2 separate regions of the Homo sapiens genome follow, and region 2 is linked to region 1. The links are chromatin loops, found by intact Hi-C in ENCODE. Cell type or tissue: K562. All regions are shown on one strand. Links, peaks and the distances in the headings refer to the core of each region. The heading gives the core; the rest is flanking DNA. Region 1 has its middle 6.0 kb from the start of RPP25. Region 2 overlaps C15orf39 (chromosome 15 open reading frame 39).

Evidence for each region. A loop is a pair of places that touch in the nucleus more often than their neighbours do. Peaks named below come from ENCODE experiments on the same cell type or tissue, not always from the same donor. Only the 100,000 strongest peaks of a DNase experiment are listed, where the experiment ranks them.
Region 2: a loop joins it to region 1, with 3 times the contacts of the local background. A loop is called at or near these places in 45 of 110 quality-filtered maps.

What each region holds. Positions count from the first base shown.
Region 1 is chr15:74,949,300-74,952,205 of GRCh38, forward strand. No RefSeq gene overlaps it. Among named protein-coding and RNA genes, the nearest start is that of RPP25, 6.0 kb to the right of the region's middle. RefSeq lists an enhancer at 1,388-1,437. In K562, for the core only: a CTCF peak has its summit at 1,264 (motif pointing left); a DNase peak (open chromatin) is centred at 1,262.
Region 2 is chr15:75,203,466-75,206,371 of GRCh38, forward strand. It overlaps C15orf39 (chromosome 15 open reading frame 39), which reads left to right. Exons shown (of 3, transcript NM_015492.5): 2 at 2,534-2,906. The coding sequence starts at 2,584. Among named protein-coding and RNA genes, the nearest start is that of C15orf39, 3.0 kb to the left of the region's middle. In K562, for the core only: a CTCF peak has its summit at 1,489 (motif pointing left); a DNase peak (open chromatin) is centred at 1,476; H3K4me3 peaks cover 778 bases.

The sequences.
Region 1 (2,906 bases), core at 139-2,638:
GCTAGGATTACAGGCGTGAGCCACCGTGCCCAGCCTTTTTTCCTTTTTTTTTTTCGAGACAGAGTCTCACTGTCACCCAGGCTGGAGTGCAGTAGCACAATCTGGTGGCTCACTGCAACTTCCACCTCCTGGGTTCAAGTCATTCTCCTGCCTTAGCCTCTTGAATAGCTGGGATTACAGGCATAAGTTACCACGCCTGGCCAATTTTTGTATTTTTGAAGAGATGGGGTTTCACAATGTTGGCCAGGCTGGTCTCAAACTCCTGACCTCAGGTGATCCACCTGCCTCGGCCTTCCAAAGTGCTGGGATTGATTACAGGCATGAGCCACCATGCCAAGCCAGAGTTTCCAAATAAGGTATCAGGGATTAGGACTTCAACATGTCTTGGTGGGGGGGCACGAAATTCAATTCATAGCACCTATAATATTCAGGTGTCAGAAACAACACTGGAATCCTCAAGCTGAATATACAAACCCAATTGCCATGGTGACCCTAGCTTCTCCAAAGGCAGGGGTACCCAAGGGCTCAGATGGGATGAGAAGCTGTGGAAGAGATAGGGGCAGCTTTGGCCATTGGTTGGATGGTTAAGAATTGTAATGTGACATCAGAACAGTTCAGAAACCTGGCTCAGAAAGTCTTTTGTTGGTTTGAAAGAGTGGAGTGATCATGGCTCACTGCAGACTGGACCTCCCAGACTCAAGCAATCCTCCCACCTCAGTCTCCTGAGTAACTGAACTGCAGGCACACACCACCACATCCAACTATTTAATTTTTTTTTTTTTTTTTTTTTTTTTTTTTTGTAGAGATGGTATCTCACTATGTTGCCAGGGCTAGACTCGGAACTCCTGGGCTCAAGTGATCAGCGCTCCTACCTTGGCCTCCCAAAATGCTGAGATTACAGGCATGACCCACTGTGCCTGGCCAGCGGCAAGTCCATTCAATCAACAACTCTCTAAGAGCTTCTCATGTGCCAGGAGCTGGGCAAGGAGCAAGGCAGGCAGGATCCAGTCAATCACGGGCTCATGGGTTAGTAGGGTGACCAATAGCCAAAAGATAAGACTAATGAGGACACACTTATAAACCAGTATCTGTGCTCTGAAAGGAAGAAACTTGATGCCTTTGAGGAGACCCTCCTGTGGCTGCATTTTCCTCCTCTTTCATTCTCCTTCCCTTCCTTCCTTTCCTTTGCCTTTCTAACTACCATTCTCTTGGAGACCTGCGAGTGTTTCAACATCTCAGTGAAATAGAGGGACGAGAGCATCACCTAGTGGTCAGTGTGGGCATAGCAATGACCAAAACTGAACTAATCAGCTTGGGAGATGAAGGGCAAGGGGTGGTGGGGGTAGGCAGTGTGTGTGTCTGGCCCAGGTATGCACCTAACAGTGAAGTGAATACACTCTGGCAGATTCATGGCAATGGACAACAGCTCTTAAAGATTTACCAATTTGAAGCTGGGTACTCCCACCTCCCACAAAAAATAATCACTCCATTGTTTGGTCCTGACATAGCACGTCCCCTGGGGTGCCAGAAAGGCAGACCAAGTCCTGGCCAGGCAGGGTTAATGCTCAAGGAGAACCCTCCCATTTCCTGGCTGTAATAGCAGTGAAATCCTACCTAGCCTGGGTAGCTCTCACATCTGCTCCCATCTCCCTCCGCATTGCCGATGTCTCATCTCTTATCCCTGCATTGTCTCTAGGGTCTAATCAGACCCCCTTCCAATCCACTCCCACTTACACAGGTGTCAGAGGGATCCTTCTCAAACACCAGTCAGATCTGGGCTCAGAGCACTCCCTGGCTCCCAGTGGCTCCCTCACTTCCCTGTGACCTGGCTCCCACCGGCTCCCTCACTTCCCTGTGACCTGGCTCCCACCTAGCACTCTAGTTCACCTGCATCTCTACACGTTACCCTCTGCCATCTCCTCTATCCATCAGACACCTGTGGCAGCCTCAGCATCATACACACCCGCTCTCTATGCTCTGCCTGGAGCTCCCTGTCCAGTCTTGGTCAGCTGGCTAACTCCTGATCCTTGGAGAACCAGCTCCATCAGCACCTCTGGGCAAGGTAAGTTCCCCTTCTCAGAGCTCCCATCTTCTATCATCACACTGTGCTAGATGGGCCCAGGCTGGAGTGCGATGGCACATCTCAGCTCACTGCAACCTCCACCTCCTGGGTTCAAGCGATTCTCCTGCCTCAGCCTCCCAAGTAGGTGGGATCACAGGCGCCCGCCACCATGCCCGGCTAATTTTGTATTCATCATATTGGTCAGGCTGGTCTCAAGCTCCTGACCTCAGGTGACCCCCCCCCCCCCGTCTCTGCCTCCCAAAGTGCTGGGATTACAGGCGTGAGTCACCACACCTGGCCAAGACTCGGCCCTCTTTGAGGTACAGTGTCTGATTATGCTGTGATTCTATACCCAGCCCCAGCCCATTTCTAGACTGGGTCCCGGTACAACAGTGAACACTTGTTGAATGAATGAAGGCTCAGGTGGAAGTCCATCACTCATTCGACCATGAGCTCTGGGCCTTGCATTATATACTTTTATGTTTCCAAATGGATTTTGTTTTTGTGACCTAAGTTTTCTAGGTGTGAGACTTCACTGCCGCTCCTAGTCTGGAAGTATCCCAAGGCGGGGCCAAGGCAAGCACCAGGCTGGGTCCAGGAAGCTCCTGGGTAGAGACCACTATTGGAAAAATGGGGTTTCACAAGAGGGACTCTCCCACTCTGCCACTAGTCGGCTCCTGAAATGGGCCTTGTCTCTGAGGTGCTCCCCTAGCCACCCCTCCCTTTATCCCAGGACTTCTGAGGTTCCCACTTCAGCCTTGGTGGTGGGGAGCGGGTAGAGGAACATCTGTCACCTTCTTTTGGAGCCTGCTCCTAGGTCAGTGGGGCCAGAAATCAGTAGGGC
Region 2 (2,906 bases), core at 189-2,688, 250 kb after region 1:
CGTCTCCCTTGAGAGAGTGTATCCTGGGCTTTCCACCTCCTACTGGCAGGAGATCAGGTCATTCCCACACCCCTAAGAGTTCTCTGTTGGCTCCCTGAAGCCGCCACCCCTCCCACAAAGACTCCTGAGGGTCCCAGGTGGTTTCCTGTCTATTGACTGGGTCCCAGATAGGGGCCTCAAGAAGTCTCCAGAGCAAAGGGTATTCCATGGGCTGAGACCCAGGAGAGAGGGACTCCTGGGGTGGGGGTGGGGACCCAGCAGACCCCAAGAAGCATGTGGGGGAGGTGAGACCAAAGTCAGTACTTAACCCAGAGTGTCCCAAGGGTGGAGGTGGGGAGGATCCACACTTCAAAACCCTACAGTTCCTTCTCACAGCATTGCTGTGGAGTGAGATGGGGGCTTTCACCCCTCGATAGCAGGTTTCTATCATAGGACACTGCTGTTGGGACTGTCACCTGTGTCCTAATGGCCCCTCTGTGTCTTCTCTAGGCTGGCCTGAGGTGTGGGGTTCTGTCCAGGAGATGAACCAGCTTGCTTTCTGGGTCTGCCTTGGTGGAAGTGGGCATTGGCCCCCACACTAGCCTTGTGTTTTCTAACCCCAAAATGTGCCGGTCTAACTCAGCCTGTGGCTGTCATTGGCTCCAACCAGAAGAGGCAAGGAGAGGGCTGGTCCTTGCTTGCCAGTCACTGAAACCTGTGACACTTTGCCCTAATCATAGCAAGATTGAGCTAGGTGGTCCTTTCTAAGCTACTGAGAGTTTCCAGGAATAGGGTGCTGGCTGGGGGAGGTAGAGGTAGGTCAGTGTGGCCCCAGAAGACAGGCTTCAGATGAGCCCCTAACGGGTTACTGGGTGCCTGCTGCCCTGAGGGGCCTCAGTCCCCATCCTTCCTTGGTCTTGTCTTAGAGCTTTGTCTTTTTTCAGCACATAGTTTTTCCATCAATACAATGGGAGTAGTGGCTAAGTAGCACTCTGGCCCCTGGGGCCTCCCTCCCTGGACTTTTTTCTTTTCTTTTCTTTTCTTTTTTTTTGTTTTGTTTTTTGTTTTTTGTGTTTTTTTGAGGTGGAGTCTCACTCTGCTGCCCAGGCTGGAAGTGCAGTAGCACAATCTTGGCTCACTGCAACCTCTGCCTCCTGAGTTCACGCAATTCTCCTGCCTCAGCCTTCAGCGTAGCTGGGATTACAGGCATGCACAACCATGCCTGGCTAATTTTTTTGTATTTTTAGTAGAGACAGCGTTTCACCATGTTGGTCAGGTTGGTCTTGAACTCCTGACCTCAAATGATCCGCACACCTCGGCTTCCCAAAGTGCTGGGATTACAGGTGTGAGCCACAGCACCTAGCCACCTCCCTGGACTTTCACACACGCCCCTGACGCTGTCTTGGCCCCACCCTGCCATGTGCCTAGGAATCGCCATCTGCAGCTTGGGGGCTGGGGGTGGATCCAGGCTCCTCATGCTCTGGGACCTTCCTGCTGGTGCTGCAGCACCATCTGCTGGGCTGCCCTGACTCCTGCGGAGGGGGAGGAGTGGGGCGAGAGGGGTGTGGCTTGTACAGACTGATGTCCCCAGTTACCTCTCCTAGGGGACTGCTCTCCAGAGCCAAGTCCAGTATCTCAGCATTGGCTTTGGGCCTAGGGACCTGGGCTGGAGGCCCGACTCTGCCATTTTTGACAAGATCAGCAGGTCAGAGGAGTGTCACAAGAAATCTGTGAATTTGTAGACAATACTCAGATTCCATGTTTTGGCTGCAGTGGGCATCACTGTGGCATCTTGGAATAGGACCCTGTGGTGGGAGGCAGGAGGCCTGCTTCTCGTTGTGTCTATTTCATTGGTGACTTTGGGATGAATGGGTCTCCTCATCTGTATATGAGGGGGTGGCGGCAGGGTATGTCAAGTGACCCTGAGACCCAGTGCCCCTACAAATTCTGAAATCCCAAGAAGGAGGGGATCTTGGGAGTTGTATGGAGGAAAATCGAACAGAAGGGGCTCCTGGAGTGGGGATGGGTGGGGGTTCTGTGTAGAATAATTCATTAAACAAAGGGTTCTGCAGCTTAAAATATACGAGTTGGGGTCAGGAGCAGTAGGTGGTTCATGCCTGTGATTTCAGCATTTTGGGAGGCCAAGATGGGAGGATCACATGAGTCCAGGAGTTCAAGACCAGCCTGGGTAACATAGTAAGACCCTGTTTCTACATAAAATACTAAAATGAGCCGGGTGTGGTAGCAGGCACCTGTGGTCCCAGCAACCTGGGAGTTGGGAGAATCACTTGAGCCCAGGAGGTTGAGACTGCGGTGAGCCAAGTTCATGTCATTGCACTCCAGCCCGGGCAACAGAGTGAGACCCTGCCTCAAAAAATACATACACGAGTTGGAAACCTCTGTCACGTGGCTCATGCACTCACAGTCTTAACTGAGCATCATTTAAGCGCCAGGTTCTTAGGTGTAGCCGTGAGCTGATGAGAGCAGCAGCCCTCTGTTGCTTTGCCTGTAGCCTGTTTTCCTGACAGCCCCTGCCTTTCTCTCTCTATCCCAGGTCAGAAGTTGAGTAGCAGGGGCCTAGGAGGGCTCGAAGCCTTCACAGCGATGGCAGAGAAGCGACCCCTGAGAACCCTGGGGCCTGTGATGTATGGCAAGCTGCCCCGCTTAGAGACAGACTCCGGGCTCGAGCACAGCCTGCCCCACTCTGTTGGTAACCAGGATCCCTGCACCTACAAGGGGTCCTACTTCTCCTGCCCCATGGCAGGTACTCCTAAGGCCGAGTCTGAGCAGTTGGCGTCCTGGACCCCATACCCACCCTTGTACTCTACCGGTATGGCAGGACCCCCACTTCAGGCAGACAACCTGCTGACCAACTGCCTGTTCTACCGCTCGCCAGCAGAAGGCCCTGAGAAGATGCAGGACTCCAG